2 separate regions of the Homo sapiens genome follow, and region 1 is linked to region 2. The links are chromatin loops, found by intact Hi-C in ENCODE. Cell type or tissue: psoas muscle. All regions are shown on one strand. Links, peaks and the distances in the headings refer to the core of each region. The heading gives the core; the rest is flanking DNA. Region 1 overlaps TM2D3 (TM2 domain containing 3). Region 2 overlaps PCSK6 (proprotein convertase subtilisin/kexin type 6).

The links. Peaks named below come from ENCODE experiments on the same cell type or tissue, not always from the same donor. Only the 100,000 strongest peaks of a DNase experiment are listed, where the experiment ranks them.
Region 1: a loop joins it to region 2, with 3 times the contacts of the local background. A loop is called at or near these places in 8 of 110 quality-filtered maps.

Annotation. Positions count from the first base shown.
Region 1 is chr15:101,629,544-101,644,922 of GRCh38, forward strand. It overlaps TM2D3 (TM2 domain containing 3), which reads right to left. Exons shown (of 6, transcript NM_078474.3): 6 at 12,305-13,101. The coding sequence ends at 12,936. Among named protein-coding and RNA genes, the nearest start is that of TM2D3, 15 kb to the right of the region's middle. RefSeq lists a silencer at 11,740-11,899. In psoas muscle, for the core only: no CTCF peak of the experiment used is centred there; no DNase peak of the experiment used is centred there.
Region 2 is chr15:101,431,120-101,446,805 of GRCh38, forward strand. It overlaps PCSK6 (proprotein convertase subtilisin/kexin type 6), which reads right to left. Exons shown (of 22, transcript NM_002570.5): 2 at 12,437-12,541; 3 at 871-981; 4 at 201-344. Among named protein-coding and RNA genes, the nearest start is that of PCSK6, 51 kb to the right of the region's middle. In psoas muscle, for the core only: no CTCF peak of the experiment used is centred there; DNase peaks (open chromatin) are centred at 7,542, 8,072 and 8,402; H3K4me3 peaks cover 357 bases; H3K27ac peaks cover 1,599 bases.

The DNA.
Region 1 (15,379 bases), core at 3,356-11,355, 200 kb after region 2:
ACAAAATTGATAGACCGCTAGCAAGACTAATAAAGAAAAAAAGAGAGAAGAATCAAATAGACACAATAAAAAATGATAAAGGGGATATCACCACCGATCCCACAGAAATACAAACTATCATCAGAGAATACTACAAACACCTCTATGCAAATAAACTAGAAAATCTAGAAGAAATGGATAAATTCCTCGACACATACACCCTCCCAAGACTAAACCAGGAAGAAGTTGAATCTCTGAATAGACCAATAACAGGATCTGAAATTGTGGCAATAATCAATAGCTTACCAACCAAAAAGAGTCCAGGACCAGATGGATTCACAGCTGAATTCTACCAGAGGTACAAGGAGGAACTGGTACCATTCCTTCTGAAACTATTCCAATCAATAGAAAAAGAGGGAATCCTCCCTAACTCATTTTATGAGGCCAGCATCATTCTGATACCAAAGCCAGGCAGAGACACAACAAAAAAAGAGAATTTTAGACCAATATCCTTGATGAACATTGATGCAAAAATCCTCAGTAAAATACTGGCAAACCGAATCCAGCAGCACATCAAAAAGCTTATCCACCAAGATCAAGTGGGCTTCATCCCTGGGATGCAAGGCTGGTTCAATATACGCAAATCAATAAATGTAATCCAGCATATAAACAGAGCCAAAGACAAAAACCACATGATTATCTCAATAGATGCAGAAAAAGCCTTTGACAAAATTCAACAACGCTTCATGCTAAAAACTCTCAATAAATTAGGTATTGATGGGACGTATTTCAAAATAATAAGAGCTATCTATGACAAACCCACAGCCAATATCATACTGAATGGGCAAAAACTGGAAGCATTCCCTTTGAAAACTGGCACAAGACAGGGATGCCCTCTCTCACCACTCCTATTCAACATAGTGTTGGAAGTTCTGGCCAGGGCAATTAGGCAGGAGAAGGAAATAAAGGGTATTCAATTAGGAAAAGAGGAAGCCAAATTGTCCCTGTTTGCAGACGACATGATTGTATATCTAGAAAACCCCATTGTCTCAGCCCAAAATCTCCTTAAGCTGATAAGCAACTTCAGCAAAGTCTCAGGATACAAAATCAATGTACAAAAATCACAAGCATTCTTATACACCAGCAACAGACAAACAGAGAGCCAAATCATGAGTGAACTCCCATTCACAATTGCTTCAAAGAGAATCAAATACCTAGGAATCCAACTTACAAGGGATGTGAAGGACCTCTTCAAGGAGAACTACAAACCACTGCTCAAGGAAATAAAAGAGGATACAAGCAAATGGAAGAACATTCCATGCTCATGGGTAGGAAGAATCAATATCATGAAAATGGCCATACTGCCCAAGGTAATTTACAGATTCAATGCCATCCCCATCAAGCTACCAATGCCTTTCTTCACAGAATTGGAAAAAACTACTTTAAAGTTCATATGGAACCAAAAAAGAGCCCGCATCGCCAAGTCAATCCTAAGCCAAAAGAACAAAGCTGGAGGCATCACACTACCTGACTTCAAACTATACTATAAGGCTACAGTAACCAAAACAGCATGGTACTGGTACCAAAACAGAGATATAGATCAATGGAACAGAACAGAGCCCTCAGAAATAACGCCGCATATCTACAACTATCTGATTTTTGAGAAACCTGAGAAAAACAAGCAATGGGTAAAGGATTCCCTATTTAATAAATGGTGCTGGGAAAACTGGCTAGCCATATGTAGAAAGCTGAAACTGGATCCTTTCCTTACACCTTATACAAAAATCAATTCAAGATGGATTTAAGACTTAAATGTTAGACCTAAAACCATAAAAACCCTAGAAGAAAACCTAGGCAATACCATTCAGGACATAGGCATGGGCAAGGACTTCATGTCTAAACCACCAAAAGCAATGGCACCAAAAGCCAAAATTGACAAATGGGATCTAATTAAACTAAAGAGCTCCTGCACAGCAAAAGAAACTACCATCAGAGTGAACAGGCAACCTACAAAATGGGAGAAAATTTTCGCAACCTACTCATCTGACAAAGGGCTCATATCCAGAATCTACAATGAACTCAAACAAATTTACAAGAAAAAAACAAACAACCCCATCAAAAAGTGGGCGAAGGACATGAACAGACACTTCTCAAAAGAAAACATTTATGCAGCCAAAAGACACATGAAAAAATGCTCATCATCACTGGCCATCAGAGAAATGCAAATCAAAACCACAATGAGATACCATCTCACACCAGTTAGAATGGCAATCATTAAAAAGTCAGGAAACAACAGGTGCTGGAGAGGATGTGCAGAAATAGGAACAGTTTTACACTGTTGGTGGGACTGTAAACTAGTTCAACCATTGTGGAAGTCAGTGTGGCGATTCCTCAGGGATCTAGAACTGGAAATACCATTTGACCCAGCCATCCCATTACTGGGTATATACCCAAAGGACTATAAATCATGCTGCTATAAAGACACATGCACACGTATGTTTATTGCGGCATTATTCACAATAGCAAAGACTTGGAACCAACCCAAATGTCCAACAACGATAGACTGGATTAAGAAAATGTGGCACATATACACCATGGAATACTATGCAGCCATAAAAAATGATGAGTTCATGTCCTTTGTAGGGACATGGATGAAATTGGAAAACGTCATTCTCAGTAAACTATCGCAAGAACAAAAAACCAAACACCGCATATTCTCACTCATAGGTGGGAATTGAACAATGAGATCACATGGACACAGGAAGGGGAATATCACACTCTGGGGACTGTTGTTGGGTGGGGGGAGGGGGGAGGGATAGCATTGGGAGATATACCTAATGCTAGATGATGAGTTAGTGGGTGCAGTGCACCAGCATGGCACATGTATACATATGTAACTAACCTGCACAAGGTGCAAATGTACCCTAAAACTTAAAGTATAATAAAAAAAAAATTTTCTTAAAAAAAAAAAAGAAAACTTACCACAAAATTTAGAACTGAAAAATAAAATATGTGAATAAAAAGAAGCTGTCACTGAATGGGTTGAATAGCAGGTGGAGACAACATTAGAAACAATGAATCTGAGGCTAGATCAATATAAATTATCCTAAATAAGGAGAAAATAAGACTTTAAAATGAATAGAATCTCACAAACACGTGGGACGATAACAATCTAAAATTAATGTGATCAGAGACTCAATGGAAAAGAGAGTGTGGTGCCCAAAAATATCTGAAGAAAAAATGATTGAAAATTTCCCAAATTGGGCAAAAGACATAAGTTGACAAATTTAAGAGATTGAGCAAACTCCAAGCAGGATAAATCCAAATAAATCCATGCCCAAATACATAACAATAAAACATCTGAAAACTAAAGACAAATTTAAAACTTTTAGAAACAGCCAGAAAACAATTATTACCTACAGCATTAAAACTATTCAAATGACAGCATATTTTTCAGCAGAAATCATGAAGGCCAGAAGGACGTGTCATAAGACTTTTCAAGTGCTGAAAGAAAAAGAAAAACTGTCACCCAGAATTCTATGTTTGGCAAAACTAACTTTCAAGTATGAGGGTGAAATAAAGATATTCTCAGATGAAGAAAATCTAAGAAAATTTGTTACCAGCAGAACTGCCTTAAAAATTTTTTTGCTGGAGGAAGTAATTCCGACAGAAAATAAATGATAACAGAAGGAAATGTGGAACGTTTGGAATGAAGATGAGCCTCGGAAAGGATATATTACTTTTCTATTGCTTTATAACAAATTACTAGAAACTTGGAAGCTTAAAACAACACGTTGTGGATGAATATTTTGGGCATCGCTTAGCTGGATTCTCTGTTTCAGGGTGTCACCAGGTTACAACACAGGTGTTGGTGGGACTGTGTTCCTTTCTGGATCTTGGAGTCTTCTTCCAACCTCATCACACTGTTAGAAGAATTCAATTCCTTGCAGTTGTAGGAGTGAGGCCCTCAGATCCCGAAGGACACCCACAGATTTTGCAATGTGTTCCTGAATAAGCAGTTCCTATCAGACCATCTTTCTTCTTCAAGGACTGCTGTGGTTAGGGACGCTCATCTGCAACAACACAGTGTAATTCAGCACTTCTCATGCTCTTCTTCTCACGCTCCTCAAAAATCCACCTTTTTCAGGGTGATGTCAATGAAGTCCAACAGTGAGCTGAACATGAAGCCCCACCTGGGCCTGCAGACTATACCCAAAAAGAAGAAGAATTTAAAAGAAAAAACAATTAGTTCTTATGACATAATATCCAACATGTCCAGGAGACAATAAAAAATCCATATACCAAGAACCAGGACATTCACAACTTGATTGAGAAGAGATGATCAAAAGGTGCCAGCGTTGAGAAGACTCAGACATTGGGATTACCTGACAAGAATTTTAAAGCAACTATCATGAAAATGCCTCACTGAGCAATTACTAACACTCTTAATACAAATAGAAAGTAGAAAATAAATAGAAGATATAAAAAGGTACCAAGGGAAATTATGTAACAAAAAATATAATAATTGAAATTAAAAACTCACTGGGCTGCCTCAGTAGTGGACAAGAGATGATAGAGGAACGAAAAATCGATGAACTCAAAAGCATATCAATAGAAATGTCCAGTCTGGGCCAGGCATGGGGACTCATGCCTGTAATCCCAGCACTTTGGGAGGCCGAAGCAGGTGGATTACTTGAGGCCAGGAGTTCAAGACCAGCCTGGCTAACATGGCAAAACACCGTCTCTACTAAAAATACAAAAATTAGCCAGGTGTGGTGGTGCATGCCTGTAATCCCAGCTACTCAGGAGGCTGAGGCAGGAGAATTGCTTGAGCCTGGGAGGTGGAGGTTGCAGTGAGCCGAGATCGCAGCACTGCACTCCAGCCTGGGCGACAGAGCAAGACTCCATCTCAAACAAACAAACAAACAAACAAAAAACTGAAAAGAGAAATACAGAAAGCCACCATTAGAGTTGGAGACTGCAACATTTCTCTGTCAGTAATTGACAGAATAAGAACACGGAATATTGGCAAAGATAGAAAAATGCTGAAAAATACTATCAAGCAAATTGACCTAATCGTCACTGATAAAACACATGACCTGGACCAGTGGAATACACATTATTTTCAAGTGCACATGTAACATTCAGCATGATAGACCGTATGTGAGCCATAAAGCAAATCAACAAATTTAAAATAACTAAAATAATACAAATTTTATTCTCTTACCACAGTGAAAACCAGCTACAAACTAAGTACAAAAATATATCTTGAAAATGTCTTTGAGGACATTTTTAAGACCAATAACTCATTTAAACAATTATCTTTAAATGCTTTATTTAAAAATTATCTTTTGGGCCAGGTGCAGTGGCTTATGCCTGTAATCCCAGCAGTTTGGGAGGCCAAGGCAGGAGGCTCACTTGAGCCCAAGGGTTCAAGACAAGCCTGGGCAACATAGTGGGACCCTACCTCTAGAAAAAAATTTAAAAATTAGCCCACCATGGTGATGCAGACCTGTGGTCCCAGCTACCCGGGAGGCTAAGGTGGGAGAATCTCTTGAGCCTGGGAGGTGGAGATTGCAGTGAACTGAGATCGTGCCTCTGCACTCCAGCTTGGGTGACAGAGCAAGACCCTGTCTCAATAATAATAATATAAATCTTTTGACCAAAAGGAATTCAAAAGTGAAATTATAAAATATTTTAAATTATACATAATAGAATTTGTGAAATGTTCTCAAAGTTCAGACGGAAATTTATAGCATTACTTATAATACTTATATTAGAAAAGGAGAAATGTCTCAAATTAGTGACCCAAGCATCTACCTTAAGAAACTAGGGAGAAAAAAGGAATACTGTTTGCAATCTGTGAGCATTTTTTATATTTAGTGATTAAAATCACAGCCTGGCTACTATCAGGGCCATTTTCCACTTTCTCAGCATGAACTCACTTTTGGTGCCACATTTCTTTTACTGTGAAATAAATTCTTTGATCAGAAGCAATCTTGTGTGAAACAGTGAATAAAGCTAGAGAAGGCGAATCCGTGTTCAAAGTAAGCATCTATTCCAGTGTGGACAAATCAACGTTCCCTGCTTGATGGGGAGGGGCGGGGGTTCAGTGGAATCATCTCTTTGTGCTTATATTTTTGTGCACAAGAATATGACATGCTTCATGAAAGGAAGAACTTAGCTTAGTGCTAAATCCCCAGGGCTCAGGAGGGTGCATGCCACATAGGGGCTCAGTACTTTCGCTGAATGAAGAAATACGCTTAAGTGTTCTATAGTACAGAGTTTTCGCAGGGGCTTTTCCTGTGTTTCTTGGATTATATTTTCCTCAAGATGAACTCTTCATCTTTCTTTCGCAGACTGTGTTTCTTCCTGTCTTTCCTTTCATCTGGGTTCTCTCGTTCCCCTTCTATCATATGTATGTGTGGTTACTGAGCCGTTTCTTTTTTTTTAAGACCGCTTTATTAAGAAGTAATTTATATGCTGTAAAGGTTACCAGCTTAAAGTGTAACTGGCTTTCTTCCCTTAGCACCGTGTTTTTGAGGTTTATTCACCTTATGGTGTGTATCAGTACTTCATTCCTTTATGTGATGAAATAGTATTCCATTATATGAATGAACTACATTTTGTTTATGTATTATTCATCAGTGGGACATTTGGGTTGTTTCCACTTTTTTACTATGAATAATGGTGCTGTAAACGAGTTTTTTAGTGTATGTCCTAAAACCTAAAATAACAATAGACAGATAGGCTCTCCAAAGGAGTTTATCTGGGATTGGTGGGGGATTGCAATCCAAGATACCCATGCCACAATGAACCAAGAAACACCCAAAGATGCTGGGGTCAAGGCAAACTTTTATAAAGACAAAAAGGAGAAAGTCATGTAAGCTGGTTTGAAACAAAAACTCTTGACTGTTGAAGCTCATAGCTCCTCATTGGTCACGCTGGCTGTTGCTGGGGAGATGTCTTCACAGCAGCAGCTTAACATGGAGTGTTTATGGTTTCCAGGGAGTCCTTGTAATAGTTCTTATCATAGGTACATGTGCGTGAGTACTCCTCCTTCAGGGCCTCCCGGATTCATTTTGCTAGGGTTTGACCTAAGTGACCCCATTTTGGTGCTGACAACTTTCACAACATATCTCCACTTCTCTTGGGTGTATACCTAGAAGATTCCCCAAGTCACATGGTAACTCTATGTTTAACATTTTCACAAATTGCCAGACTGTTTTCCTGGGCAGCTACATCACTTTACATCCCCACCAGCAATATATGAAGGTTCCAATTTCTCCACATTCTCATCAATACTTGTTATTGTGTTTTCTTTTTCTTTTATTTTTTAGAGACAGTGTCTCGCTCTGTGGCTCAGGCTGGAGTGCAGTGGTGTGGTCACAGTGTCGATGAAGAGTCCAACTCTGTAAAATATTTGAAGAGATTTATTCCGAACCAAATATGAGTGAGGCACAGTATCAAGAGGTCCTAAGAACATGTGCCCGGTGTGGTCCGGCTACAGCTTGAATTTATACATTTTAGGGAGACATAAGACACCAGTCAATACATGTAAGATGCAGACTGGTTCCATCTGGAAAGGCAGGACAGCTCGAAGCAGGGGCTTCCAGATCATGGGTAGATTCAAGGATTTTCTAATTGGCAATTGGTTGAAAGTGTTATTGTCTAAAGACCTCTAATCAACAGAGGGGAGTGTCTGGGTTATGATAAGGGATTGTGGAGACCAAGGTTCTTATCATGCAGATGAAGCCTCCAGATTGCGAGCTTCAGAGAGAATAGATTGGAAATGTTTCTTAGACTGAAAAAGGTGCCAGATTTGTGACTGATTCTCTGCTGTGTCAGGGAAAAGACCTGAAAGGGAAGGGGATTCTTTGCAGAATGTAGATTTTTCCAAGAGACAGCTATGCGGGGCCATTTCAAGATATGGCAAAGAAACATATTTGGGGTTAAAATATTTTGATTTATCTGTCATGTGATGTTATGCCAGAGTCAGGTTGGAAAGTAAGCCACATCACATAGGGTTAAATAAAACTGCTTTGAGATTTTATAAGGTGCAACTCCCCAGCCCCTTAGATAGGAATTTGGGCAAGAGGGAAAAAAGGTCAGAGTTTAGTCCTCAGTAGCTAACTGTAACTCCACCTCCTGGGCTCAAAGATCGCTCCCACCTCAGCTTCCCAAGTAGCTGGGACCACAGGCGCACACCTGCTTATTTTTATTTATTTTTTTTAGAGACAGGCGTAACTACGTTGCGCAGGCAGGTTAAGAATGCCTTTTATTATAGTCATTCTAGTGGGTGGTGAGTCATTTCATTTTGTTCTCATGTAAAAGGACAACTTCATAATATGTGAACAAATTCCCTTGGTTTTCTCTTCGAGCATTTTGCAAGTTGTATTTTGTGTTCTATTCTACATTCCGTGCCCTGATAGCTAGGAGTGAGGCAGGGAAAAGCTCAGCTGAGACTATATCTTTGCTAGAATATCTGGTCTCTGGTTTCTTGACTAGGATTTTCTAAATGTCCTGAATCAAAGTTTCCTCCCCAGGGAATGATGCAATGACCCCTGGGGGTCACCCCAGGCTTTGGATCCTTTATCTGGTTCAGCAGGGAACCCCTGAACCCATCAGAGTCCCTCCTGTTTGTTCACGAGCCCTCTCTCACTGGTCTCTTCCCAGCAGCCCTTTTCACTTCCCCCAGCAGTAACAGGAGAAAGATATAGATACCTCTCTTTCTCCGAATTAACCTGTTTTTCCTCACCAGTGAGACCCCCCCACCTTTTTTTTTTTTGGAGACAGAGTTTCGCTCTTGTTGCCCAGGCTGGAGTGCAATGGTATGATCTCGGCTCACAGCAGCCTCTGCCTCCCAGGTTCAAGCAATTCTCCTGCCTCAGCCTCCTGAGTAGCTGGGATTACAGGCACCTGCCACCACGCCCACCTAATTGTTTTGTATTTTTAGTAGAGACGGGGGTTTCACCATGTTGGCCAGGCTGGTCTCGAACTCCTAGCCTCAGGTGATCTGCCCGCCTCGGACTCTCAAAGTGCTGGGATTGCAGGTGTGAGCCACCACGTCTGGCCTCCAGTGAGACTTTCTGAGTTTTGTTGCGCCAGCAGGGCCATTTGCGGGAGTAATCTTACACACCTGAGCAATAATTTTTTTTCCCTGTATTCACAATTTTTTGACGTTTTTGGCATTTGGCTGTATCCTTTTGCTTGTTCGCTGTGGAGTTTTCATTTGTTTGCTGGTTTTGGGCAGGAAGGAGGTGCTGGCTTTTCCTACAGTGTGTTTATCATTTAAGTATTTGAGAAGGGAGATGCTGCAATCCAGCTGCACTCTACCACTTTAAAAATTCTCAGCAATACTTTTAGGTGTTTAGCTTACTCCCAGCAATTCCTCCTTACTCATTCATCAAACTCCTAGTCACTGTGCACCTGCTGCATGGCCGGCAGGGCTCTCAGAGCTGAGCTACAGCAGAGAACCAGAGCCCTGCCTTCGTGGAGCCTTAGTAAATTATGTCCACGTGTCTCCATCAAAGCGTATTTTGCATAAAAGTGTTGTGTTTATGGAAGACAATTTCAATACATTTAAAAGAATTTAAATCAAATTTGCCTAGGTTACAAAATTAACCAATAGGTCTAGTGCATAGCATCACTACAGTTATCATATTATAAATTTGCTAAGAGTAGATTTTAAGTGCTCTTACCATGAAAGAAACGCATACGATGTATATACAATAAAAGTTTAAAAAATGTGTCTACCCCCTAACATTCATGTGACACTTCATACTCTACCAAAAGGGCAGAACAGAGGGGAAGCTTTAGAGCAGGAGCGGAGGAATCTGCCTCCATTTTTCCTGGGTGTTTTTTTTTTTCCTTTTTATGCATATTCTACTTATGTAGTGCCTTCATTTTCAGGCTTTTTCAATGTTGTATTTGAGAAGCTGCATCAGGTACAGCTCATTTTCCACTCATTGCTTACAGGATGAATTAAAATCATTTGCATATTCCGTAGCTGATGATATATGCCCAAAATAAATGCAAGTCTGGCATAAGGCATTAAAAAAAAAGTACAGAGAAATGAAGTTGTGTGGCATAGAGAAGGTATTTTTACATTTTAAAATCTTGAAGCATAAGATCTTTGAAAAAATCTTTTTATACGCACCATAAACCAGTTGTTCCTCAGCAATTTGCAGAAATCAGATCAACATGGTGTTACAGACAAATATTTACTTGAAGCCAATTTCTATATATTATCTCCTTGCAGCCACCTCAACTGCCAGTCCCTGGAATTGTACACAGTCCCTTCAAAACCTTGAGGACACCCGTGGCATTAACTCAGCAAATAAATGAGAGCCTCTGTGTGCACGGCATTGTTCTAGGGACAATGGAGGGGGTAGACATAAATAACCCAGCACCTTCCCGTGAGGCATTACTGGGGTAAATGGAAGAGAGCTGACAAAGCAAGGTAGAGATTCTTAAGGGGAAATCATGACAGATGGCCTGCTGCAGTGATAAATTCTGAGTGTCTAGAGAACTATCAATAGAGGATGGTTGACTGATATGGTTCCCAACCTGTGTGAACAGGATGGCTATCTAATCATATCCCTGGGTCAGAGCCCATAGCTCACACATGATGGACTGAGTATTTGTGTCTTTTCCACCCCAAATTCACATGTGGAAATCCTCACCACTGTAATGATGGTATCAGGAGGTGGGACCTTTGGGAGGTGATCAGGTCATGAGGGTGGAGCTCTCAGGATTGGGATTAGTGCCCTTATAGAAGAGGCCCCAGAGAGATCTTCCCTGCCTCTACCATGTGAGGATGTGAGAAGATGTTATGAGGAAGAAGGCCCTCACCAGATACCAAATTTACCAGCACCTTCATCTTGGACTTTCTAGCTTCCAGAACTCTTAAGAAATAAATTTCTGTTGTTAAGCCACGCCGTTTATGGTATTGTTATAGCAATCCTGAAAATCTAAGACAGCAGAGGAATAGAACCTGAAGGTCAGACTCCAACATGGCATTTTGCTGCCAGCAGAGGCCCATGGGATTTGCTACAAGAGATTGCACCCACACTCCCTAGTGCCCTTTGAAAGTATAGTTTTACTTTGCAGTTTCTTTTTGGGGCTGTGTATGAGTTCATCGTTCATAAATTTGTTTGTACTATTTGAAAATCTCTTCGTATTTCCTGCTAGTTCTGTCTCAGGCCATCAGCTCTATCAAAGTCCTTGATCTGAAGCATTCCTGACTGGCTTACATCCTTCAGGTTCCAAGGGCTATGCCCTTGTGCAAACTTTTTAGGATTTGGGAACAAGTTCATTTATGCCTCCTTTCATGGATTCTGAATCTTTGAGCTTTACTCTCAGACACTGCAGCTTCATTATCTAATTCAGGCCCCAGAGCCACAAAAATGGTTAATCAAGGATGCTGTTACCTATTTCCACCAAGGGCAATGCATACTTCCTACTAACTTCCCACCGACTCCCTGGTTCCACCTTGCATGGTTGCTCAACAGGGAAGTATTAGATTCTCTTCTACACAGAGCTACATAAGGAGACTCAGGAGACATTTTTATTATAGTTAGCAAAGGGGCTACTTCTTGAAGAAAAGATCGTCTTCTAAAGAAACACCTGCTCAATCAACAGTTTAACGGATACAAAAAGTGTGTCTTTGCTCTCAGAAAGAAAGGTCCACATAAACCGGGTTACTCCCATCCTGAAGAACTGCTCATGCTCTGTGACAAGTTCCTCGTAAACAAAACAAAACAAAACCAGTTTTTTTTTCTGTTTCTGGAACTAGAATGGGGAAGCAAATGTAATGGGGATGCGCCACCTAGCGACGAGAGATGGAACTGTCACTCAACTAAGAAAAGGACTGTGCTTTAAACAGCAGCAAGTGATCACTGAAACCTTTCAGGTAAACTGAAATCAATAAATCATCTGCTGAATGAAATATGCAGATATTTTATAGCTTCTAGATATGATATGGTGGTTAACAGTCTTCTGGATAATACACACAAGTGTTTAAAAAGCAGTAACTCAGATACCCACATTTGAAAGAAAAAATGCTAAGTTTTTAAATGTTTCAAAAGCAAGCTTGAGTAAAAATCTTTTTGAATAACTGAGTTTTTTTTCCCCGATAAAGGGTCTATAACAGATCTATACTCAAAAACATTTATATATTTCCACTGTGTCAATAAACCAGCCAATTATGACTCTGTTAGAATGGAGTAATGCCCTGAAAGATAAAAATGTTATTCTTAACAATAAAGGTAAGTTGTAATGATTATTCAAGATTATATTTAATATAGAAAACAGGCCCACAGTATTTCTTAACTTGCAATTTTATTAATTTTTCAGTACTCTTACCTTTTATATACTACTAAGAAAATTTAAACCATAACTAGACATAAACATTCTGCAGTTTAATTCAAATTTTCATATATACAGACCAGACTACATATGTATTACACTGCAAAACTTACACATGACTGAAGCTGAGCCTAATAACTTCAATTAGCCAACAACAGAAACACTCCCACTTCCTGCAGTCACAGCAATTAGCTAACAATAAAAACACTCCCACTTCCTGCAGTCACAGCTGAAAGACTTTTCAAGGCAGACTACATTTGGGCTGGAGATACAAGTGATGTAGTTTGACTTGGGCAATACAAAACAAAAGTCATAGGAATTAAATGGATTTTCAATCACTGTATAATTCATTCTCCTGGCTTAAGTACGTTTTAATTTTTTCACAGAAAAAAATATATTTCAGGCAAATAAAAACAAATTCCAGATTAGCATAGTTCAGCGTTTCATTTATCTTACCTTTATCAAGGCAAACAAAGTACAGATGCTGTACATTAAAAACATAGAAATATATCACTCACACCACATCAACTCCTACGGACAAAAGGGCTTTTTCTAAGCCCTGCTCCTTTCTGAAGCACACACCACAGCTAAATGTACAAAGAGCCATCTGCTGGTCCAACATAGCCAACTCCAATGAGCAGGACGTCTATCAGCGTCCATATTCCCAGGCCACCGAAGCTGAAGAGCTTGCCGAGGCCTTCCCGCCACTGGCCCAGGTAGAAACGGTCTGCTCCAAACCCACCGAGGGTGATGCTGCGATGGCAAACAGACAGGATTCCATGAGACCACCTCCACCCCAGCTGTGGCCAGTCACGGTTTAATCACCACATTATGTCAGATTTGAGAAAGGGCTTCCCCTGATCGTAGCCCTTAACTGGAACACAAGTGACTATTTCACAAACTGACACCACCAAATAATTACGGGCAGGAAGACAGTTTAAATGTCAAAAGTAAACATACAATTTTTAGCTGTACTAAAAAACCAATGTTTTCTTTTTTTAAAGTTATCAATCTCATTGCTTTTTAGTCAAAATAAAGCAAAGACCCAGTCTAACAGGAAGTGCACTAACACGGGGTCAGGGCTGGAGTCAGGAGGAGCTCACCACCACCTGGACGACCTGGATCAAGTCATCCATGTTTTCAGTCTATTTTTTCATTCATCTCTAAAATCTTAATGTTAGGAATAAATCCTTAAAAGATTTAAGGATCTTTTAAATTCTAAGATCTAATAATACTGAAACTATATTATGGAAAATTTCTAAACACCTAACAATAAAAAGTAAAGAGAACAGTACCCATGACTCAGCTCCAATAATCAACACTTGGCCAGCTGTGTTTCATCAAAACCCTCCTCTTTCCCCTCCAGAGTACCCTGAAGCAAACCTTGGGCATCATCTCATTACAGTGATGATTTTAAAAGAAACCATGTTGCCGGGCGCGGTGGCTCACGCCTGTCATCCCAGCACTCTGGGAGGCTGAGGCAGGCGGATCACAAGGTCAGGAGATCCAGACCATCCTGGCTAACACGGTGAAACCCTGTCTCTATTAAAAATACAAAAAATTAGCCAGGCGTGGTGGCGGGCGCCTGTAGTCCCAGCTGCTCGGGAGGCTGAGGCAGGAGAATGGCGTGAACCTGGGAGGTGGAGCTTGCAGTAAGCCGAGATTGAGCCACTGCACTCCAGCCTGGGTGACAGAGAGAGACTCCGTTAAAAAAAAAAAAAAAAAAAAAAAGCAAAAAAAAAAAAAAACCATGTTGAGTGCTGAGAAGTTTTAATTGTTGAAAGTATGTTACAGTATAGTACTGTAAGAGGTTAACAATGTAGGGAAACCAGGTTAGGGGTATATAAGAACTCTACTATCTTTGCAACTTTTCTGTAAATTAAAATTATTCCAAGTTTCAAACATTTATTTATTTTTTTAAAAAGCCAGTTGTTAATTTGAACCATTGTCAGCAATGGTTACTAATCTTTTTTTTTGAGACAGAATCTCACTCTGTCACTGAGGCTGGAGTGCAGTGGTGCAATGCCAGCTCACTGCAGCCTCCTCCTCCTGGGCTCAAGTGATCTTCCCATTGCAGCCTACCACGCAGCTGGAACCACAGACATGAACCACGATGGCAGGCTTTTGTATTTTTGGTAGAGATGGGGTTTCACCATGTTGGCCAGGCTGGTCTTGAACTCCTGACCTCAAGCAATCCGCCAGCCTCGGCCTCCCAAAGCGCTGGGATTACAGGTGTGAGCCATCGCGCCCGCCCTATCTTATTTTTGTTAGTCTCATTTTCTATCCTGGCACCCTCTTTTACTTTTCAGTTACACTTTTCCTGCCAGGCAAGATCCTTCTTTCCTCAGCTCAAATTCTAATGCAGTGGTTCTCAGCAAGGGGCAATTTTGTCCCCTAGGGGACACCTGGCAACATCTGGAGACACACTGTCACAGCTGCAAGGGATGGGGGGTTTGCTACTGACAAGTAGTAGGTAGAGGCCAGTGATGCTGCTCAACACCCTGCTATGCACAGCACAGCCCCAAGACAAAAACTCATTCAGCCCAGAACGTCAGCAGTGATGAGGCTGAGAAATCCTGCCCTATGGCTGCAATGCTGCAGGCCTCAGGGTCTCAGGCACGAACTCAAAACTTCAAGTGTAGGCAGCGTAACCTTTTCACTAATCAGTTAACCAGGGTCTTACCTGCCCTTCCCTTTGGTGGGAAGAACTGCTATAATTTCTTAAAGTACTGTTGAGAAGTTTAACAAACAGCACATTTCTATGTAAGAAATATAAGCCTATAATTATCTGCTGCTGATGAAATTATAGGTAATTTTTAATGTTTTTGTCATTTTCATTTTTCCAGTTTTCAGTGTTCATCATGTATTACTTTTTATAATAGTTACTTAAAATTAAAGATATACATCATAAAACTGCCTATTTTGGATAGTCCACAGCATTTTACTGATTCGTGGTACATTCAGAATGGTAAACGTAATGTGCAGGCATCTTGGGAGAAAAGCTAACATGCCTGCCAGTCAACTCCACGGA
Region 2 (15,686 bases), core at 4,267-12,266:
TCCCTCTGCAAAACCCTTGCCCCTGACAGTAGCAAGTAGCAGAATATTCATCTTCCTAATTCTTTCCAGCATAGTTTTCTTTACTGCCTAACTTAATGGGGGCTGGGGGAGATCGGGACCTTACTGTTTTTAAACTTGCATTTACTTAATGACCAGCACAGTTGAATATATTTGCATGTCAGTTCCGAGGATTGACTTACATAATTTGGGGCCAGGTCAGGGTGATTTCTCTCTATGCCATCATCAAGGATGGTGACCACCACGTTTTTTCCTGTGTAGCCCCTCTTCCACGCTGCCTGGACATTCATTTCCGACCGGCAGCGACTGTTCTTGTCGCCACAATGCTGTAAGCACGAAAGACACAAAGTCCCCCCGACATGGACATTCCAGATGCAGAACTGACACTCGGTGCACACCCCACAGGGAGGCGCTTAGGCTTGCAAGTAAAAAAGGAGGGAACACCTATCCCTGCCTTACATAGCAGAGCTCCTCTTTCCCACTCGGATCGAGAATCATGCAGACGGCTCCCTTGCTTTTTCTGCACCTGCAATCTATATTTTCCCAGGGCATCGCCTCCCAGCAGGAGCTCTGTCCATGGGCTGGGCTTTGCCATTTAGTCATACAGCCTGCATCAAATCACTTCCCTTCTCAAAGAGCCCCCATCCCAGAGTGTGCTGCACAAAGTTTCAGAAAAAATCCACAGGAAAGCCGGTACTGCACAGCCTTGCGGTAGTGGTTTTACACCCTCAAGGTGAAGTGTGTCTGTCTGGAGATGTTGTTTGAATTTAGCTTTGTTGAGGGAAATTAACCCATTTCAGAGACCTGGCAGTGCAAGTGTCCTGGGGCAGACAGAGGTCCTGTCCTACTCACCAGGTACCACATGTTGGACCAAATGGGGTCGTTGAAGTAAAGGGCCTGCGGGTCACTTCGCACCTGTCTCTTCACCCTTCGTTTCACTTCCTGTTGCTGGAGCCATTTCACCTACCAGAAGAAATGCAATTACTGTTTATATTAGAAATGATTTCTTGATTTTATGTAGCCTCTTTGCAGGTGCTACAGCCTTCCTTGTGCGTGAATATCTGTGTCATAGCAGATATTTTAGATGGTAAGTTCCTGGGGACATTTTCACTTCAAAGTGACTACATTTGAAAGATGAGAAGTTGTTTGTGTATACAGAGGAAGAAATAACACCACTCTGATAGATTTTGAAGTCGTTGTACTAAAAGAAAGAAAGTGCTCACGCCTGTCATCCCAGCACGTTGGGAGGCCGAGGCAGGAAGATCGCCTGAGCCCAGGAGTTTGAGACCAGCCTGGGCAACATGGTGAAACCCCACCTCTCCAAAAAAAAAAAAAAAAAAATCTAGCTGGGCATGATGGCGCATGCCTGTAGTCCCAGCTCCTCAGGAGACTGAGGTGAAAGGATTGCTTGAGCCTGGGAAGTCAAGGCTGCAGTGAGCCATGATTGGTGCCACTGCACTCCAGTCTGGGCAACACAGCAAGACCCTGTCAAAAAAAAAAAAAGACAGAGAGAGAGAGAGACAGAAAGACAAGAAGGAAGGGAGGGAGAGAGGGAGAGAAGGAAGGAAGCCAGCCTTGTGAAATTGCCGATAAATTATCTGGTGATCCTTGTCCTGAAGAAAAAGGAAATACACACATGGGAAAGCAGTGAATGAAGAAAGTGTTTGGTTAACTGGTATTGGAATTTGCTTTACAGTAAGGACATAAGTAAATATGGTAAGCCATATATTGGAATATTTGGCAGCCACCAGCAATATGGTACCAAAACATGCACAGAGAAAAATCTAGAAAGGAATACAGCAAAATAGTAGTAGCATCAGTTCCTGGGTGGTGACATTATTGCTAATTTAAAATTTTACAATTACTTTCAGGATGTCATAAATGTCTTTCAATCAGCATGATTTGTTTTCACGATCAAGGAAAAAAGTTCACAAGGCTGTATCACTGATATTTAAGACCAAGGATCAAGGCACCAGGCCACCTGCAATAAAACCCAGCCCCGTGCTCACCAGCTGTGTGACTTGGAGCTGACAGTGGACATCCATGGCCTCAGGGTGGTGTCCACCCACACAGTGGGGACAGTCATGGGTTGCCACAGGGTTAATATAAGAAACAACACATATAAAGCCCTCAGACCAGTGCCTGGAGCACTCCTGCTCTTATCATCCCGTGTACACATTCTTTTCAAGCTGGAAAAACTTTTTCATTTTAAAAGGATCTTGGGGTAAAGACTTCTTGGACCCTGAGTGGGAATGTTTTCTTTGGTCTTACCACGGCAGCTCCACCTGATTGAATAATGCTCAAAGCTGGGGTTCAGCCTGGCTCTGGGGCCTGACATGGGTGGGATAAGGATGGGCGCCAGGGCCGTGCTCTCGAGGAGTCTGCACTACATTCAGGGGATCCCACCAATCAGAGGATGATGTGAGTTCCAAACAGGGCAGGCTGCCTGGAGGAGGCAGCTAGAGGCAGGGGAGGAACAAGAGAAGGGGGCGGGGCCCCAAGGTGACCCAAGGCTGGCGACCCAGGGTCGTGCTGGAAGCTAGAACAGAGCTACCTGAGGCTGAGTGGGCAGGGAGTAACAGTCCCCAAGAGCAAAGGGACAAGATTTCTCTTCCTCCTCCCTGAGCCTTGGCCTCCCCACATCACCCTGAGCAAGGAGAGCGGAGCACCTGCATACACAGCTCAAATTTAGGGCTGGGGATGGCCTCCAAGACATCCTTGGTGTACAGGGCAAAATGCCGGAAGAGAGGCATCCCAGCCTGTCCCACCCCGATGTAATTCGTCTATAAAACACCAGCAGACCAGACGCCTTAGAAACACTGCAAAGGGCTCAAAACCAGTTTCACGTCACACACTTAAAAAATCCTCAGCACCAAGTCCTAGATAATTTATAATGGCCGCTGACAGATACTTCCACAGAAAATAAAACTATAAAATGAGATATTTTGTTCCTAACACCGGCTGATGGCATTTTGCAATGTCCCCATATATTACTGCCTGAACTAGAAGGCTTTTTACCTGGTCTAAGATGCCGCAAACAATATTTCATAATCTGTTCAGCACGCTATTACAAAATACAGTGGTATGTAGATCCCGCACAGCCCAAAGCTCCCAGGGATGTCCCGCCCTCCTGCCAGGCTGAGCCCTGTTTGTGCTAAGGGGCCCTGAACTCTCTGTTCTAACAACATCCAGCCCCTTCCAATTGCTGTGCCCACCAGACCACACTTCCAGTCAGAGGAGGAGGCACACTCTGCCCTTCCAAGCCCAAGTGGGTGACACCCCACTAATCAGCTGGGAGATGTGGGAAAGCGTAGAGCCAGAAGTCATAAGAGGGTTCCTCAGCAGGATGGAAGAGCCTGGGCATCCCGGCCCTTGGTCCTTGCTGGGCTCTGGGCAAAACCCCACAACACTGGCACACAGTTCTGAGGGGGACTGTGATAGCCTGCGGCCCGCAGCACAGTTTGGGGCTCTCTCTCTGTCGTGGTCGCAGGGGCAGCCCTCTCTCTGCTAACACACCTGCTCATTGTAAGTCTCTGACGGCAAGTGAGGTGCTCTCAGGCCAATGGAACCGAACACTGTACAACAGATGACTGACCAGGCGTGGGGGCTTCTCCGTGGAGACGGGATGCAGGCAGACAGCGCGGTGGCAGAGGCTGATTCTCCCGGCACTGTGTCCCTTCCTCTGGGTTCCAGTCACTCCCTTGCTTCTCACCCAGCTCCAGGACAGCACAAGGGGATCCCGGATCCCACCTCCTACCCACCACAAAGAGAAAGCCATTTTCCAGGTTCACCTTCCCCAGTGTCTCCAGAGAGCAGGCATCCTGGGGTCACTTATTCTGTGGCTCACTCAACAAAAATGCACTGAGTCTTCCTGTGTGTCTGGCGCTAGGTTCTGGGAAGATCAGCATGAACATACCTGGTTCCCGGCCAGGACCAAAGTGCCTCCCCCTCCCATCCCCAGCTGGGATGCAAAGCTCTGCCTTCAATGCCCCCTCGGGGTGAAACCAGGAGCCACCTGGACACTCTGTGGAGGTCAGAGGTGTGTCACCAGCCCCAAACCAAGCGACTAAAACTCCAGCCCTCCCATCGAATGGAAGCAACCCTCACAGGTTGCAGTGAGCAGAGATTGCACCATTGCACTCCAGCCTGGGTGACAGAGTGAGACTCTGTCTCAAAAAAAAAAAGAAAGAAAGAAAGAAAGAAAGAAAATGTGATTAGGTCTAAATGACTGCTAGATGACATCTGTTGACTTTTCTTGTGGAAAATCAACTATAAGTGATTTGGGGCAAAGGCAAGGTTTGCCAAATGCCACTTCTAGCCCAAACAGAAACCGTCTTTCTCTGCAAATCTGTAGAAAGTGCCAGGATTTCTTTAACGTCATACTTTGAAGATAGAACTTCACTCTGACCTTTTTATCCTTTTCTCTATTTTCCAAATGTATGTTTCCTGCTAAACATGCAGCACAGTTATAGATAAGCTACGCTCTGGGGCAGGGAGTTCTAATCATGAAGAAGGCTTCATCGTCTTCTCAAGACAGGTGCGCAGCAACACTTTCTTTTGTAGTGTGTGCTTCCTCCAGCTTCCTTCTCGAGAAGCCAAGTTAAAATGAGGCATCCGTTGACTGTCCCTCTGTTGATAAGACGAGGTAAAATCTAAGGATGTTCCTAAAGGGTAACATAAACAAGCAGAGACCCAGGAGGGGGCCCTGCCCGCGTTCCAGTAAATGGCTTGCCATGCTGCAGGCTGTCCATGCCACCGAGTTGTGATCCTTGTCCAAGCATCCTTTCAGCGAGCAGCCATGGGCAGCCTTGGCCCTGTCTTCTTCCCTGTGGGCCACAGGTGGGCCAGAAGCTTGCTGACATATCATTCCCAGGTGTGACAAGCGACAGGGGAGGGTGTTTTGAAACTTTCACTCATGAGCCAGTGTCACCAAAGAGAGCATGAAATCCCTCCCACTTGCACGTCCACCCAAAGCCACCATGTCCTTCTGCCCTAACTTCAAGCCTGTGCCTATTCAGAGGGGCCCTGCTGTGGCTCAGGAAGGCCCCTAGAAGTTCTTGGGAGCTGGAGAGTCCTAAAAGGAGAGGGGCTTCAGTCTTTGCTCTGAGATGGAGGGAAGGCCACGAAGGGCATACACAGGCACCCTCCCCCAGCGGTCCAGGGGTCCCACACAGCATCAAGGGAGTCAAGCTGCTGAGGTTCTTTGAAGTACGCACCGGCAGGGCTGCGGACACCAGGTTCACACAGGTTCTGCACAGTTGTAGCCAACGCAAGGGAGACAGCTCGGCCAGCTCTTTCTTTTCTCTTTTCTCCCTGGTTTCATCAAAGCGAAGGTTACTTTATTCTGTAACTGTGAAAGAACAAGGGGACTGCAAGCCAGACCTGACTGTCCACCAGGGCATATCAAGGGAGGGAGTCGGAGGCCATACCTCGGCACCCAGGAGCCACCAAGCTCCAAAGCCTCCTCCAGGAGAGAACAATCAGGGCACCGTAGAAAATAAGCCTGTTATTCTCTCTGTGTGGGAGGTGGGCACCCTGCCTGGGCCTCTCCCTCCACACTGTAAAGCAGGGGCTGGGACCGGTCCCTCTCTCAGAGCTTGTGCACTCAACAGTCTGTGGCGCTTAGATCTTGATTCCCATCAACCTTGACTGCTCTGAGCACCTCGCTGGGCCAACATCCAACCAGCTAAAGAGCTCAGTGAGAAAGCTGACTGGTGAATTTAAAGAAAGAAAAATCCCACTCCCCGACAAGTGCCCGTCACTGCATAATGTGCAACGTGGCCCTTCTCTCACTGACAGGCGACGATTCATGCAGCACACTGGAGCCATCTTGCCCTGGATCCCACAGTCCCTCAAGGAGTGGAAGGACAGGCTCGAGTCCCAGAAACCCCAGAACTGTATGCAAAATGGTGCCGGCATGAGCATGATGTCTTTTTTCCTCTGGAGAGCGAGAGGCCCCACAACTTCCAACAGCTTTTCAAAGGGGCCTGTGATTCCCCCAAATGGCTAAGAACCACTGAACCAAGCTAGACAGAGGCAGAAAGCAGATCCAAGTTCTCCGAGTGAGGGATTGGTCCTGTGGCTGTCATCTTCCAGCAGGGCAAGAGGGCCATCGTGACAAGTGAGAGACGATTACATGGTTTCGTGAGAGCCCATCATGGCGAGATGCCCAGGCCCACCTCCGGCGCAGCACTGGCTCACCTAGGGGTGGGGCCGGGAAACCCCAGGCTGCCATGGCAAACACACAGCGGGAACCCAGTGAGTAAGCCCGGGCAGTAGAGGAGGGGGAGGAGGAACCAGAAAATAAAGGACATTCTAACTCAGCCTAGAAAGCCACCCCCACCACCACCTCCCGTGTCATCCAGGCAGCTGCGAGCCCAGCTCCCTCCCCACTGCCTCCCCTGCAGCCATAACTGCAACAGCGTAGAGACCATTTCTTGAATTCTTTCCATTGAAGTTAAACTACAGGTGCCAGAAGACCCCTGCTTAACAGTCATGAGAGAGGGAAGTCCTCGCTCTGCCGATGACGGAAATGGGACAGTGCGTGTGAAAGCTCTTTGGGAAAGTAAAGCTACTCATTTGTAAGTTAGTTCTTATTTTGCTGAAAGGGGACAGAAGGTGCCCCTCTCCCCACCGCCCGCCACCCACCTCCACTCACTGACAACAGAAGAGGCAGCTGGAGCCCAGCTTCACCTATTGTTAGGGGCTGACCTGTGAACCCCTAAATTCTTATGTTGAAATCTTAACCCGGGGTAGCTCAGAACGTGACTGTAATGGGAGATAAGGGCCTTAAAGAGGTAGTTACGTTAATATGAGGTCATGATGCGGGGGACCCTAATCCAATCTGGCCAGTGTCCCATGAGAAGAGGAGATTAGGACAGAGCCACTCGCAGAGAGGGACAACCACGTGAGGATCAAGAGACCTCAGAAGAAACCAACCCTGCCAACGCCGTAATCTCAGTCTTCCAACCTTCCTAAGTGTGAGACAATACGGTTCTGCGGTTGAAGTCCCCGCATCCTGTGGGACTTTGTTACAACTGCCCCCGCAGACTAACAAACTATGAGGTCCAACACTGCTCAACGTGTCTGACATGCAGTCACTGTCTGTACCTCTGTTATTTTAGCTTCAGCAATACAGGATACAGCTTTGTCAACTGAAAACTATATTTAGGATTTTTCCATAATTTAGCCAAGGTGGGTCAGAATTTACTTCTAAAGTATTTACATAGAAAGAAGTTGCTTATGTTACACACAACTTGCTTATAGGAGTCACATCTCTGGAACTTGAGATATGCTTCAGGAAGCATTGTCTACTGTTCTCTGGGTTGCTGCTGGACTTGTAAGGGAGTAAAAGCAAATGATATGTGGCCTTGACCCTCGATAACCTCCTGTTGCATTGGCAAGAGATGGGCTTGCATGCTTTGAACTCCAAGTTCCTCTCTCCCGAGGCATCCGCACAGCAGCGTCAGTCCGCCTTCCCATCGCCTCTCCTCTGGTTCTGGAACACTGAACGCCCTCCCAAGCCTGACGATCCAGGTCCCCCAGGAACCACCTGCAGCTCCCCTGCCGACTCTGTCTGTCCCTGACAGATCCCAAACAAACTGAACTAGTCATCGTTCCCAACAAACACTGCTGTGTGCTCCTACTCTAGGGCCAGATCTAGAATACAAACATACGACTGCTAGAAGAGCAGGCCAAGTCCGCAGCCTCTGAGCAGGCTTCCTGGTGGCAGGGATATTGGAGCCCAGAGGGGAAGGTGGGGAAGAGAGCAACAGCAGGGGAAGGTGGGGAGCCGTCTGTGCAAAAGCTCTGCAGAGGGAAAAAGAGCGAAAGTCACCCGAGGAGGATCTTAAAGGCCAGTGGTGGCCGTATTTCAGAGGATCCCTCAGGAGCATGGGAGGTGACTGGCCGGGGCAAGGATGCCCACATGAGGCCAGCAAGGAGGGCAGTGCAGTGGTGCAGGCAAGAGATGACAGGAGCTGGGCCTAGGGCAGGAGACACAGGACATGGCAGGGCCAGGTTGTACGGGAGGTGGAACAAGTGTAGGGGGGAAGGAGAGGCCGCTGGCACTGCAGTGGAATGCGGATGAGCGCTTCCCTCTGAGACAGACTAGGGTCAGAGACAGTGAGCTGGGTTTGGGACATACTGACTTTGGATTGTCTTTGAGATATCTAAGCGGAAGGGCAGAGCATGTCGTGAAAGAATAAAATGCTGTCTTTTAAGGTAAATTTACACATTCAAACTTTTTACCAATTCCTAGCAGCCATGCCACTAGAACCAGCTGGGTGGTGCTGAAAATGTGAACAGCCAACTTGTCACTGTCATTCGATCACCCTCATGGGGGAGCAGTCCACCGTCCCCACGTGGGCAAATCCTCTGGGCCCTGGGCAGCTGCCTGGCCCTGCCCTCAGCCCATGACACAGTTCATCAACCCCTGAGACCAATGTGGTCACTTACTGTCTATGTGCTCTTGTCAGGAACTTTCTGTTTGTTTGCACTTTGAATTGCTCTAGCACACAAAACTGTTAGATAAAATTCCATCTGTGGTTAATGGAAAGATCTGCTTCAACATTGCATCACTGCTGGAAGGAAACCCGAGCTTTGATTAAACTCCGGGGGCAAAGTCCCATCCTACAAAACAGAATGCCTCCTCTGGTCCTTGCAATCATTTTGCAACTTCTAAGCTTTAAAGCACTGAAATGAAGCATTGAACCCAAGCCTCCTACGGCCCTAGAAGGAGCCACCAAGGCTCCCTCTGAACATCTTTATCCTTCCATTTCCATCACCAATCTGGCTGAGATCTGTAGGGAAGGAAAAGAGCTGAACCCAAGTCATCATGCTAAAATGTAAGGTCTGGAAGACACAGGCAGCAACGACTAACTATAAGCCAGCTTGGAACATAATCAGAACAAGTAATTTTAAAAAAATTTGTGAGCCCTTTCAGTGATTGGTCGACGCTTCTGTAATATCCACCCTTCTCCAGACTTTTGGCAAAAGAACAAGTTAAAAACAAATGCTTTCAGTTTGCTTAAATGACAAGCCTTGGAAAAACCCAGCGACCGATAACTGCACACTGCGAACACTTGGGCTGTTCCTCCAAGGACAGGGCTGAGTAACAAAGCAATCTGAGCAAAATGGCCCTTTTCAAAGACGGTAAGAAAAACATCAAGTAAAGGTAATTAAGAATGCAAGGAAAATGACTGTACCATTCCGGTACAGGATCAGTGCGAAGAAGATGCCTAATAAGTGTGCGTGCACACACGTGCTTAACAGAGTCCTGCTGCTGACACCCCCTTGAGTTTTGTTTTGCTTTCCCAAATGTACATTCTATCTGCTTTTATGTGACATGGGGTGGACTGTACATTCCATCACTTATCAAAGCACTCCTATACAATAGGGACTGGAACTAATTAAAATAAGATACCGTCTGCATTTGATGGAACTTTATCCTAAGCCCCATAACATTCATTTCCAGTTTGGTCATTTGAACACAATGGCAGCCTCGCATTCCGAAGTCTCTGAATAATATTAAATCATCTTTTCCTTTTGTTAATAATATTAATTACACAACTCTCCAGATGTGAAGGTATCATAAAAATGCTTTGCCAACGTAGGGAAACGTTCTGATGCACTGCAATAAAAGATAACACTAAATACTTCCATAAAACAGCTAATTTCACCAAGTGTTTAATTGTAATGACTGGGTGGAGTAAATATTAGTCAGACTGACAGCTAATTGATTTGGTTTGCATTAAAGCTAGACAAATTTAAACAGAGGTATTTCAGTTGCGATTCTGAATTCATAATCGGTTCAGATGTCTGTGTGCTTTCCCTGGGGCTAACAATTTAATTAGAACTATGAGAAACAATCAGCCAATCCTAGGAACGTTCCAGGAAGGCCTGGGATGCCCAGGCTGTTTACCTTTCTTCCTTTCTTCTTTACTGGCAGGATGCATTGATAGAAGCCTTGCCAGGAGCTTATTAAGAAGCTCTGTGAGAAGGAGATTTTTATTTGAAAAAATTTAACTGCTACGTTAGCCTTTGCCTAGGAAGTCTCTATCCTTCCTTCTGCTGACTTCGAGGAGACAACTAATGCCTGGGAATGCTTTGCCCTCAGACCCAAACTGAATATAGGACTTTTAACACACCTAAAATGGGTCAATCAAGCAGCTCAGGTGCTGCAGAGAGGAGGCAGGTCCAGGGTATGGTGGCCCTCAAGCCCCCCACAGAGTCTGTCTCTGCTGCCTCAGCCTGCCTTGCTCATGCACAGGTCTCCCATCCCCATCTTCACCGAGAACTCAGCAACACAGAGACCTGCTGGGCAGCTCTGCATTACTCAGGCACAGGGTCCTGCACTCAGCAGGTGCACCATTAATATTTTTGGAAGGAAGGGATGAGCAGTCGACCTGAGTACCTTTAAAAGTTTTAAAATATAGTCACCAACAACAGAGGATGTAGTCAAAACACAGATTAAGTCTCCTATTTCGACTCTGCCTTAGTTCTAACCATTAAGAATCTGCTTTATTAATTCTTGGAAGGCCTCATGGAAAGAAGACCAAGAAATCCACGGTCCCCGTCTCTTCTCAGAGCATGCTTATGAGATGGGCTTCCTGCATGCAAACAGCTTGCTTTCATTGTAACTATCCGCGTGGTGGCAATTCAACAACTCAAAAGACTTCAGTTGAAGAATGAGGATGTTTCTTCACACGGCAGATCAAGTGCTTGCTTAAAGTGAAAGTGTGGAGGGATGCTGCGTCGACCTCTTTCCTAGCTTAGAATTTCCTCCAAGATGACAGATGACGGTCTCTCAACCGCACAGAACTCACGCCTCCTCCGGGATCAGCCTATGCACCCTGTACAGAGGCTCCCTGCTGCTCAGTTTTCTACTGATCCACCCTTCCCCAAGTGCCCCACTCTTTGGGAAGGAGCAACTACAATCTGGCTTTTTTCCTAGAGGATTAAATATACTGGCCCCTTTGAAAAACATTCCTTCATGTTCCATGGTGTAAGCACAAGTAGACGTAATCTCACCCCCATGTGATGGGGTGAGACGGTGCATGTAAAGTGCCCAAGCACAGCCATCCCTTAGTAAACACTTAACTCCTTCCCTTGCTATGAAGGAATAATGGAATTAGCACAATGTTTCATATCTATCTCGTTCGACTTATCCGTATCTATCTATCCATCCATTCATCCATCCATCCACCCACCTATAAAACCAATCCAGAAATATATTCAAGACAAGTCTGTCTTTTCACAGCCCAGGTCCATGGGTGAGCTCCATGGGGACCACTTCCTCATATGCTTCAAATCAAAACCCTCACCATGCGATGCCCCAGAGAAGGATAATTCAGGTACAGAGCCCAGAGATAACGCGTCTCTCCAACAGATCCCTGCTCAGTCAATACAAAAAGAGCCCTGATTGTCATTGAAGCAGGTGGGTTGGGGCAACACCAAGAACCCATTTTTCCATAAAAACTTTACTCTAAGTATTTTCTGGAAATAGCTGAAATAATATTGTGCACCAGCCAGGGGGCCCAAACAAACATCTAGTATATACGTTAACTTTTAAGAGAAGATGATTTCTGTGACCTAAAACTATGATTTACCAATGACCTCCGTTCCTTGCTGGGGCTGCTACTGCTTCTCACGTGAACTTCATTTTCCTTCTCAGCACTCATCGCCCTGTGACATATCACATATTTTTCTATTTCCTGCTTCGTTTTCTGTCAGCCCTGCCGCCAGCTCCACGGGCCCTGCTATGGACAGAGCCAGCCACATGGAAGGTATTCCAAAAATACCTGCCAAATGAATGAACTCACTGGAGGCTCACTTGGCCATCTTAAATTTTTAATCTTGACACATAACTGTTGATTGATCTTTCTCAAATATTAATTTCAAATCTATGCAGAAAGGAAGTATAATTAACCACCCAATAAATACGGGTTATGTTAAAATTTAAAATGTTAGCCTCCTTTCAAATCGCATTTGTTTTAATCCTGAAGATCATGTGAATCTTTGAGGAAAAAAAGTCATAGTTACTGCCTCAGTTTTCAAATTCATAGTAACCATTAACATACATGTTATGACAACCACAAAAACATCCACCTGCCTGATCTCTAATTTCATTATTAAAATACTTGCTTGAATTGCTTAGAGTTTTTGTTTCATGGGTAAGATTCATATATGTATCTCCTGTGAGTATTGTGTTTTGTTGATTTTAAAATGCTGAGAGATCCTCACTCACATGATTTAGTTCAGATGGTCTGATTCGTAGCTACACCTGTCTTGCTGTATTTAAAGTGAATATGGAAAACTCATGTCTATCCAGAATCACATTAAAATCCAGACTCCGCCATTTTTAAGACCACAGACCCAAACCCTCCAGCCCTTAGGAAAGCATCCGGACACTCTGTACCTGGGGGTCCATTCTGAGGAAGGTGTGAGGGCCTCTGCTACTCAAGGTTGATCTTTTAAAGGTTTTGCTGTGATAAAAATGGTAGTAATCTTCCAGGTTTCCAATCTGCAAGACAAGAAGCAGAATGCCATCAATTAATAGTCTCACGAACAGCTTCCAAAATCTTCCACCCCACAAGAATCTCCCCCTTATCTGAGGGGCTCATTCTCCCAGAGGAAACACACCCTCCATCACCCTGCTCCTCATATCTCTGGCATGTGTGCAGTGTTTATAAACGTGAAGGTGGATTCAGACACTCATTTTTAGATAAATAACACTAAGTCATATTTCCCATGGACCACATACTCCATCACATCTCACGGTAAATTAACATCATTTAAAGTTTGGACTATCATGGCCAAGTTTTTTAGACAGAAATGAATGTTCGTTTAGGGCCAAGAATCCCTGAAGTAGCTAAGTTGGTGTCAAGTCAGGTCTACACCAAAACATTCATTTATAAACAAACCCCATCCTCTCCACCCCATGGGTAAACTGAAATATCGAAGAATGAACACTCACTCTCCAGTGCAACAGGACAGCCAAAGAAAACACATGGATCCATCTGCTTGGGGATTGTGAAAGGGTCAGATGAGAACATCTAAACCTCCGAGGTGTCCCAATTTTCTGCCAGGGGCAGTTTGTCAGGACAGATTTCAGCTTGAGGACCGGATGGAACCAACAGCAGCCCTGTGCCCCAGCCCCTGGCCTTCAAGAAGGGCTGGCCCTCGCTGTAGCACCAGCTTGTCCTCACGTCTGTCCGGGCTCGAGCATGGGGACATTGTTATCGGAGGCCTGCTTCTTGGCTGTAGAGAAGGGCTAGTTGATCACCATCCTCCAAAAAGGATTTTAAAATCAAGATGGACTGGATATCATACAGACCCTCAGGTTGATCTTCTCAGGCTAAACCATCCTGGTTTCTTTTCTAGCTTGATTAAAGGGTAAATTTAAGACTAATGGTCCTCTACAGCAGTTCTATATGATGATTACAAACATGGGTTTTGAGTCAGATCGATTTGGTCCAAACCCTTCCTACCCCTCCACCAAGATTAGCCATGTGACCTTGGACAAGGACATTTGACTCATGGGAATCTCAATTCCTTATGTGTAAAATGGGGATAAAGGTACTTACCTTTAAAAGTTAAGTAGGACTAAAGCCTACCCGACTCACAACTCCTTGGCTGCCTCCACCTCATTCATAGCCATTTAGTCTGCTATAGTCTGACCTCAATAGAGTTGACTGGCCCAGGTGGAGACCTGGAGGGACTTGGATGCTGTGGCCATTTTCATATCTTTACACAAGAAGATAAGGCAGGAGTGCAAGAGAGAGCCTCCCAGCCCCTTTGCTTCCCTTCAGTTCTCCTTTCCGGCAACCCTGGCAGCCTTGCTGTCTCCTGTTCGTGGGTTTAGGAGACACCACTTTGTCCTCGAAATAAAGAGTTCCCTTTTCTACTTCAGCTTGCTCCAGTGTGTTTCTGTTGCTTACAACCACAGAACATCAAATACGAAGACAGTCATGAGGAATCAATGGGAATCACCTATATAGAGCCTAGCTGAGTGTCTAGAACCTAGTGGGCATTCAGCAAATGCTGGTGGTCCTGGGAGCTGGGATTCTCTCTCGGGCTCCTCCACTCCCTTCTCTGGGTCTGGGATGCTTTAGCTTTTGGCCAAATCCAGGTCTGCATCTAATGTGACCCTTCCCTCTGGGTGACCTGGGCTTACCCTCTCTCAGTTTCCTTATGAGACTAATAACCACCACCCTGAAGGGTTGCTCCGAAATTTGAACGCGATATTTACGTGTGAAAGAGCTAGCAGAGACCCAGCAGGCAGGTAGTAAGTGCTCGATACACGGTTTTCCGCAATTCTGATTCTCACATTTTTCTGCCATCATAAACCTCATTATTTCTGCCCTATTTTGCTCACAAGCACTTTTATTTTTCTTCCTACAGATAAGTCACCTTGCTCACTTCTTCAACAAAGTTAACTGCCACACGTGTCAAAAGGCTCCTCCTCACCCGCACTAGAGCTGTTATTTAGCTACGGAGGCAATCACCGAGTCTCAACTTGCCGCAGTGTTTAATCAACATGTTTGCTCATAAGCTGCCATCATCCCTGGGAGACGTTACGTAACTTTTGGTCTTTTAACTCTGGGCATTCGAGTCAATTCCCAGTCAGGGACATGGAGGAACGAAGAGTTGAATAAAACTTGCTGGCAAAGAGACTAATTGCAGCAGTGCTGACCCTTAGCAGGCTCATGACAGGGGGGCCTGGAAGCCATTCAGGGCAGCACCTGGCCTTTGACCAGCTAAGCCAGGCTTGGGGAAGCCACCTTTCCCCTCAAAGGCCAGTCCCAAAGCCATCCAGCCCCCTGCCCCGGGGCCGCCATGACTGTCCTTTGCAAAGGCCCCTGGGTCTGGGCTGATGTCAACTGTTCTCCACGAACGATCCAGGAAAGGCACAGACAGTCCCCAGAATGCTGACCAGGCCAACCACCTCTGGAGGCAGCAGCGGCCAGAACTCCATCTGTTTGGACACTTATGTCCGGCCTAGCATGAGAGCTGGGGGGCCGGGGAGGGACGCTCCCACTGCAGGGGAGAAGGGGACACCAGCCAAGGCTGCCCTTGCAAAGCCAGCTGCAGAAGAAGCTGGAATCACACATTCGTCCTCTGTGACTGGCTTATGTCATTCAGCATAATGTGCTCATGTTTCATCAGTGTTGGACCATGTGTCAGAATTTCCTTCCTTTTTAAGGCTGACTAATCTTCCGTTATCTGCACATCTCACATTTTGTTTATTCATTCATCTATTTATGGACACGTGGATTACTCCCACTGCTTGGCTGCTGGGAATAATGCTGCTGTGTACAAATATCTGCTCGTGTCCCTGCTTTCAATTCTTTTGGGTATATATCCACCTACCGTTTTTTGATAAATTTTCTTGGAACATAGCCACACCCACCCTTTCCCTACTGTTCATGGCTGCCTTCCTACTACAATAGCAGAGCTGAGTGGTTGCAACAGAGACCCTAGAGCCCACGAGGATCAAAGAGTTCATATGTGAACTCTGAAACAGAAAAGGCTGCCAGCCTGTGATGTACAGCATTTGCTGCTGAGAGTATCAGGGGAGTTCACCAAAGTCTCTGATGTCAAGCAAGGGTTCTCTAGGGCTGGGAAGTGGCGGTCCATACACGGAGTGACTCAAACACAGGTGCGGC